Regions from separate parts of the Homo sapiens genome. Here region 1 is linked to region 2. A link is a contact called in ENCODE Hi-C or POLR2A ChIA-PET data. All regions are on one chromosome and are shown on one strand. The core of a region is the stretch at or near the end of the contact, and the rest is flanking DNA. Distances in the headings are between cores, read along the strand shown.

Region 1 (4,015 bases), core at 1,169-3,668, 2.1 Mb after region 2:
AAGGAACACTTTCAAAGATTCCGATTCTTGCTGCCAAATTGGCCCCTAGACTTGCAGAAATTTATACTAATGCCTCCAATGTTTCCTTCTACAATGCCACTGATCAACTAAGAGATAAGAAAGCTTTCATTGTTTAAAACTTTGTCTTTATTTGATTACTAGTGAGGATGAGCATCTTTTCATATTTATTGGCCATTTTCTTTTGTAAATTGTCAGTTCACATCCTTTTTAAACAGTCCATATTTTAATAGGAGTGTTCACTTTATCCTATTGATTTGAAAAAAAAAATCCACTTTATTAAGGATAACATATTAGCAAATGCTTATGTAGTACTTATGTGTACCAAGCACTGTTCTTAGTTCTTAAGATGTTTATATTAATCTTTTCAACAGCCTGTAAGGTAAGTATTGTTATCCCTATTTTATAGATGAAGAAACTGAGGCACAGAAAAGATATACAATTTGCCCGGTACATAGTTGTACAGCTAGGAAGAGGCAGAACTGGGATTCACACTTAGTAGTCTGGTTCCAGATCCTTGCTTTTAACCACTGGACATTCAAATTAATGTTTTGTCTCTTAGAGATTTTTTTAGACTTTTACAATATTTCCAATTTTTGTCTTTTAACTTCAAAGTTTTTAAAATTCAGTTTTCATTTATATTGTCAAATCCATTAACATTTTCCAAATGGATTCTACTTTAGCGTCATTTAGTTGACCTTCAAGGGTAAAAAATGAAGCACAGATAGGAAGGTAAAGGGTAATGTATGTCATATGCACTTTTGCAAACTCACCAAGAAGTTTCCGATGAACATATGAAGAAAATGTCAGAAGGGCTCATAGTGCTATAAGGCTTCTTATTTCTTCTAAAACACACTGGCCCACCAGCCTCTACTACCAACCTCTAATTGAGGCTCACAGTACCTCTTAACTCTGATATCCAACAATATCCTGGTTTATTTGCTAATGCTTTCTTCCCACCTCAGCCTACTTCATCATTATTAGATATCATTTAATCCTACCCTACTGCTGTGCTAGGTACTTGGCATAGACAGGAACAAAACAGTTTCTGCCCTTGAAGAGTTCCACATCCCCTGCAGCATAACCACACTCTTCCCCTGAACTGTACTCGATCTAGCTCTGGGGCCTGCTCTCTCCTTTCTCAATATATCTTCTAACCTCAAGAAGTCCTCCCCAAATCCTACCCATGGCTTAAGCTCAAGTTTCCCCCCCTCTAGTTTCTTGTTCACTTTAGCTCACAAAATAAAGTCCCCATTAAAAACAAAACGAAACAAACTCCTTTGGCACTTATTGCATACACTAATATGAGTGCTAAAAGGGGAGCTGATACCACCACCTAAGATCATAAATGTAAACGTACAGCATGTCAAGTACTATTTCCCATAGTTCTATTACAGACAAGGACCCACTTTTTTAAAAGTGTTGCACAAAGTCACAATGAATTACAAAAAGCAGAGCTACAGCCCAGGTCTTGCGGTTCCCAGCCATAAAATCTTAAAACTGGCAGAGACCTCAAACGACACCTTAACTAGTGATTTCAGAGTCCTAGCATGTGAAAGTTGTAATGGGGATGGAGGAACTGGGCTTTGGATTAATTTTAAAACAACAAAATCAAGGATTGCTTTGAAAAACATTTGAAGACAAAAATCTTCAAAACATGGGTTGGAAAAGATAACAAAAAAAAGCTCAGGGAGGCTGAGGTGGGAGGATCTCTAGAGTCCGGATGTCGAGGCTACAGTGAGCCGTGACCCACGCCACTGCACTCCAGCCCTGGAGAAAGAGCGAGAGACCGTGTCTCGAAAAAACAAACAACAAAAAAACCCTCAGACCCCAAAACGTCAAGGAATAAAAGTAAAAGGTTGGGCGGACACAACTCCTCCATTTGACAGATGAGCAAACTGAGGCACAGAACTCCAGGAGGCCTGGCCAAGGCCTCCTGGAGGGAACAGGGTCAGTTGACGGAAAAGAGCCAGAGGCTGCACGCTGGACAGCGTTCGGACCTTCCGGGTCGCGCACGTGTAAATTGCCCCCAGGAGCCTGAGGGAGCAAAGCAGCCGCCCCGCCCCGCGGGCAGCGCGTTCAGCGGCCACGTGACACAGCCAGCCCATCACGCGCAAAGGGCAGGGCCTGGAGGACACCACCCCCGCCACTCTCTCAGCCCTCCACTAGGAAAGAAGGAGATGGTATTGGTGGGCGGGCCAGACCCGCCTCCCCCACGGTGGCCACCCCGCGCGAGGCGGGCCCAGCCGCCGCCCTCCAGTGAGGGGACGGACGAGCTCAGCTAGGCCAAGGCGAAAGAGCGACGCGCACTTCAATCAGACGGCTTCACCAATGGGCTTGCGCGCTTTCCGCGGCGCCCGCCCCTGCATCGGCCTCCCGGCGACCGCGCTGCTTTCCCTCAGGCCGCCGCGGCGGCGCCCGCCCGCGCCTCCATCCGGGTCCTGGCGCGGTGCTCTCCCGGCAGCGACGGGCGCGAGGGCCGGGGCATTCCCACGGCCGCGACGGCCCTCTCCGCGAGCGCGAGGTGGGTATGGCGGACGCGGCAGCGAGCGCGGGTCCGTCGCCATTTTATTTCGCGGAGACTCGCGGCAGCGGGTGGGCAGAATGGGAGAGCCGTGCGCCGGCCCGCGCCTGTCCGGCTAACGCGGGCTGGGACTGGTGGGGCGGCCTGCCCCCTCCAGCGGGCGGGTGGCCCCGGGGGGCCGGCGGGCTGCTAGCGGAAGTCGCGGGCGCTCGGGGCACGGGGGAGGGGTGCCGCGTGGCCGCCGCGGGGCCGGCTCCAACCCCCTCCGCTTCCCGCCCAGCTCCTCACCGACAGGGCGGGGGAGGGGGGGTCATTCTTCACATTCCTTACCCCGCCCTTCCCCCCGCTTCAATCAAACTTGGGGCGGGCGGAAGGCCCGCCTTCCGGCCGGCGCCTGTTGGCCGGCGCCGCCTCTGACTGTGGCGTGACTGGTTGTAGGCGCCGCCAGGTGCCTCTGACGTCACTTCCGCTATCAAGTTTGTGGGCCGGGGAGACCTTGGCCTTGGGGGTTGGGATGAAGGAGGGAAGGTAGGAAGTGCGAGGGGCGGGGGGACAGGGCGGGAAGGCGCGGGCGGGGAGGGCGGGAGAGTCGTGGCTGGCTGCATGCCCCTGCTCCCCGCGGCCAAGTGCAGCCTCCCTTCCTGAAGCAGCTGCTGCGGCTGGAGGTCCGCTGCGGCAGCCGTCCTTGGCGAGGGGGAGGGGAACGCGGGAGCGGGAGGAAATCGTATCCCGGGGGACGGGGCTTGGAGATTTGCGACTCGGTGTCACCGGAAACAGCGCTGGCCTTTTGAGTCGACGCTGCAAACTCTTGGAACCGAGTGCCTCTCAGAAGGCTTGCTAATAAACTTCCCGGGCGGGCTCTAGTGTGAGGAATGTGGTAACCTGTATGTCCTTGGCCAGTAATGCCCTTCGGTCTTTCAACTTTTTACAGTAGATTCTGTGTCAGAGGTAATGGTATGTATTCTTCAACTTACCGGTTTTTAAAAAATTGACTAACGAGAGGGCGGGCAGACAGGAAAAAGGCAGGGAAGACAGTGAATGTTAAAATTTTGAGGTAAATCAGGAGACTGGTTGAGTTTTGCTTTTTAACTTCATTGATAATACTGCTTTCTTGGCATACAGTTCCTAAAGTTAAAGCATCATGTGGCATTCCTTTGCATTTATTTCTGTTGGCCTGAAGTATAAGAACATTGAATGTCAAATTCCAAATTTATGTGTAGTTTAGGAAATAATTGTTTATATCCAGAATTCTTTTGGTGTTTGGCGGGGTCTGGTTTTATTTACTGTATATTCGGGAAGTATGTGTAGTTAGGGAAGTAAAAACTTGGAAGTTACTTTGGGTTTTGTGAGAATGTTTGATTCATTATACATATTTGTTAAAAGTTTACTTTGAAACTTCAACTTTGAGAATAGACAAATTTCTTGACGTCCTGTAAATTCAGTGGTATTATATAGCATTTTAAAATTTATCAC
Region 2 (4,193 bases), core at 929-3,428:
TTTGGGAGTAAGAAGTTTATGATGAATTTTAAAATTTGCTCATCCCCCTAAATACAATTCATTTATGAATAAGTCTAAATACCCTTTTAGTTTTCTCAATAGTTGGATTCTAGCAAGCAAACATCTGCCCCAGCCACTAGTTAAGAGCCCACTCCAAAAAGAAATCACCCTAAGAAAAGCTGAGAAACTCTCTCTCTAGTGAATTAATAAAAATCACAAACACCACTTCTTTTCCTTCCCAGGAAATGTTACATACAGGAGTTCTCCCAAGTCTCACTGTTGGACAGTTTCGGGGAATGAGAAGTTACACTACTGTCAGTCTTCAAAAAGGGAGCAAACAACATTTAACAGAAAATAATCCATTTCTTTAAAAAATCATTTATAAAAAAGATCATTCAATTTTAGTGGCTCATTTTAGGTCACTACAGTTAACCTAATACTGGGCATCACTTAATACATGAGCATAAGACAGAGCCACATCTGCTGTCTCTGCTGTTTCAAGATAAAATTCCCAGTATGTCCTGCAATGGAAGACACTGTCATTACCCCTACCAGTAGACGGTGATATTAAGTTTGGTGATATTAAATCATCAAAAGTAAAGTGAAATTCACTTGAAATGAATGTAAGCTCTTTAAGCACAGGGACTTCTGCCTATTTGTTCACCGCACTATCCCTAGCATCTAGATCTGTGTGGTCCAATGTGGACAGTCACTAAGTTACACGTGGCTATTTAAGTTAAATTAAAAATTCAGTTGCAGCTGGGTGTGGTAGCTCATGCCTGTAATCCCAGCACTTTGGGAGGCCAAAGCAGGAGGATTACTTGAGGCCAGGAGTTCGAGGCCAGGCTGGGCAACACAGCAAGCCCCCGTCTCTATTAAAAAAAAAAAAAGATTAGTTGGGCATGGTGGTATGTGGTCCCAGCTACTCGGGAGTCTGAGGTGGGAGGATCGCTTGAGTCTGGGAGGTCAACGCAGCAGTGAGCTGATCGCACCACTGCACTCTAGCCTGGGCGACAGAGTGAAACCCTGTCTTTAAAAAATAAAATAAAATAAAATAAGTTCTTCAGTGCCCAATGAATAGCTCTGCAAGACAGCACGGGGACTCTCAGTTATTAAATGAATGAACACTAAGATTGACATTCTGGTTTCTTATTATCTTATGTATCTGAAATAACTAGGCTTCAAAAAACTCTTAACTATTCTTCCTTTAAAAGTCTACGGCCAGGTGCAGTGGCTCAAGCCTATAATCCCAGCACTTTGGGAGGCCAAGGCGGGCGGATCACCTGAGGTCGGGAGTTCGAGACCAGCCTGACCAACATGCAGAAACCCCGTCTCTAATAAAAATACAAAATTGGCCGGGCATGGTGGCACATGCCTGTAATCTCAGCTACCTGGGAAGCTGAGGCAGGAGAATCGCTTAAACCCGGGAGGCGGAGGTTGTAGTGAGCCGAGATCACGCCCTTGCACTCCAGCTTGAGCAACAAGTGCGAAACACCGTCTCAAAAAAAAAAAACAAAAATAAATAAATAAAAATCGACTAAACTAGTTGTATCTTTATAAGACAGAAAACTGATGTACGCAGAAGAATGACAAACTATTTTTTATTCACAAATCCTAAGTCACTTGATTTCTTTTCGACAAAAACAAACTCCAATTTATTACAATTTTATTCCCCAACGAACTGTACCGTAGTTCCAAAGAGCTGACTTCCTTAGGACCTTCCCAGACGAAGGTGTTCCACTCATTTTCACCACTCCGTTTTATCGTCCGTCTAAACTCTGGTTTTTGCAGACCTGTCTCCTGCGTCCCCTTACACGTGTTCCTTTCCGGAGCTTCCAGGGGACCCGGAGCATAAGAATTCAAACCGAGACCCTCAGTCCCAGCCCCCGCCCCCGCCCGTTCCTCCCTACACTCAACCGCTGGGACTAGAAGCTCCCGGCAGTCCTTCCAGCAAGAGGCACCGAGTCTGGGCGTGACCGAGCCAGTCCCGCCGAGGTCTCAGGCCACAAATCCACACGCGTCCTCCCACCCTCCCCGGGCCCGGGTGTGGTCGCGGACCGCTAATGGCGCGGAGCCCACCTCGTAAAGCGCCTGTACCATCTCCACCAGAACCCACTGCTCCGTGGCGGTCGCCATAGTTAGCCGCTTCCTTCCGGAAGGCGGGTCACAAGCGCGTCCCAAAAGTGCGCGTCGCTGCTCAGTGTCGTTATCACCTCCGCAGAGGGCGGGGCGGCGGAGCGCTGGGCACCGCCTACTCGCACTTGCGCACTGGTTGACAGGAGGCTGGACGGGGTCAGGTGGGATGCCGCAGTTTTTCCAAGAATTGTTTACCTTGTGTCCTATTACCCTCCCTGCTGGATTCAGGATGGAGAAAGTAGTAATGAACGGGCCTTACACTTGGTCATCAGCTGGGCGCAGAGAGTTAAAATGATTGCAATACGTTTACTTTATTTTTTTTTTTTTGAGACGGAGTTTCGCTTTTGTTGCCCAGGCTGTAGTGCAATGGCGTGATCTCGGTTCACCGCAACCTCCGCCTCCCGGGTTCAAGCGATTCTCCTGCCCCAGCCTCCCGAGTAGCCGGGATTACAGGCGTGGGCTACCACGCCTGGCTAATTTTGTATTTTTAGTAGAGACGGGGTTTCTCCATGTTGGTCAGGCTGGTCTCAAACTCCTGACCTCAGGTGATCCGCCTGCCTCGGCCTCCCAAAGTGCTGGGATTAGAGGCGTGAGCCACCGCGCCTGGCCAATACGTTTACGTTTAGTAGCATAAGTAATCCAGCAATGCATTATCATTAAGAAATGCATAATTATACACAAAAATAGCCAACCCATATAGCACTTCCTGTTTTGTCAGACATAGGCCAAGGCTTTGCAGGTATTAAATCATATAGCAGTTTGGTAAAGAACCTTTTAGAGCCTTCCAATGCATATGCAAACAGTATGCACGCGCACATACTTAATTGGATTGGATTTCTTAAATATAATTGAGATCATAGGGACAAGACTTTTCTACAACTTTTTTTAAATTTTTTTTCTAGCATTTTTTTCCTAATATATCTCATATTTAATGGCTGAAGACTTCCATGGAATAATTTATGTATATTCATCGTTCCATTTTATGTAAACGTTTCCCTATTGGTGAATACTTATGTTGTTCCCACCTTTCCCCTATTACAAATAATGCTGCCATAACTGTCGATGTTCCTTGTGTGTATATCTTTCTGTGCATGTTGGAGTTTTTCTGACCAGTTTTTTCAACATGGGATATATCTGAAGACTATGCACGTTATTAATTTTGATAAGTACTGCCAAAATGGCTCAACCAATTAAAATAATTTGGAAGTTTTTCTATGCTCTAGTCCATGATGGATATTATCAATCTTTTAAAAAAATTTGCCAGTTTAATGGAGATAAAATGATACCTCACTATCCTTTATTATTGATGCTTCTGGTTACTCATGAGGTTGTGCAGCTTCTTATATGTTTATTGGCATTTATAGACTGTATGAATCGCCAATTCATATTCTTAATCCATTTTTCTATTGGTTATTTTTGCCTTCTTATGGATTTGTAGGAACTCTATACATTCTGAATATCTTATATTTTTCTGTTTCATATGTGAAAAATATTTTTGCTCAGTTGCCGCCTAGTTGTTTCTGCTCTTTCATCATACTTTAATTTTAAATTTTATGTAGTGCTTCAGTCTGTTTTTTGCCTCTGGATCTGCATATTGCTTAGAAAGGCCTTCTTCACCACATCTATGGTTTCCAACCATTCTTGCAGCAGTTTGTTGTTATTTGCAATTAGCTCTTTACTCTGGAAACTATATTTTTGGATAATGAGAGTTAAGGGACTTAATTATGTTTTTTTCTAAAGGAATAACAATTTTTTGAGTGCCATTTATTTGAGTAACCCTGACTTTCCCCAGAATTCTGAAATGGTACCAGTGCTATTGATACAGGAGCCAAAAAGAAATTATTTAGGCAGATAGTGAAGGTAAGAGAGTCCTCAGCAGAGCTTCTTTCTGAACAAAAAGCAACCCCAAAATTATTTCTTTTTTGCAAAGAGCAGCCTGAAAAATTGAGCTACAAACATAGATAAGCAAGCTGGCAGTGCACGGGAGAATGCTGGCAGTTGTGCCGATAGAAAAAGACTACCTGGAAGCCAGGTATGTTCAATATGGAGACTCCATC

The links. A loop is a pair of places that touch in the nucleus more often than their neighbours do. ChIA-PET counts read pairs that join two places held with the same protein, here RNA polymerase II (POLR2A). Pooled maps may share reads with other maps.
Region 1: a loop to region 2 is called in a map of CD8-positive, alpha-beta T cell, with 17 times the contacts of the local background. The contact joins the promoter of MIRLET7A1HG here to the promoter of SPTLC1 in region 2. A Hi-C loop is called at or near these places in 4 of 168 maps with a recorded cell type or tissue (CD4-positive, alpha-beta T cell, CD4-positive, alpha-beta memory T cell, CD8-positive, alpha-beta T cell and 1 more), 2 of 37 single-sample maps with no recorded cell type and 16 of 50 pooled maps. POLR2A ChIA-PET finds 5 or more read pairs at or near these places in 1 of 52 experiments (activated CD8-positive, alpha-beta memory T cell).

The regions. Positions count from the first base shown.
Region 1 is chr9:94,163,840-94,167,854 of GRCh38, forward strand. It overlaps MIRLET7A1HG (miRlet-7a-1/let-7f-1/let-7d cluster host gene), which reads left to right and starts at 2,419. Exons shown (of 5, transcript NR_170278.1): 1 at 2,419-2,542. RefSeq lists an enhancer at 1,784-2,348 and silencers at 2,044-2,843, 3,074-3,143.
Region 2 is chr9:92,113,235-92,117,427 of GRCh38, forward strand. SPTLC1 (serine palmitoyltransferase long chain base subunit 1) reads right to left here and starts at 2,179. Exons shown (of 15, transcript NM_006415.4): 1 at 2,080-2,179. The coding sequence starts at 2,136. RefSeq lists an enhancer at 2,682-2,741.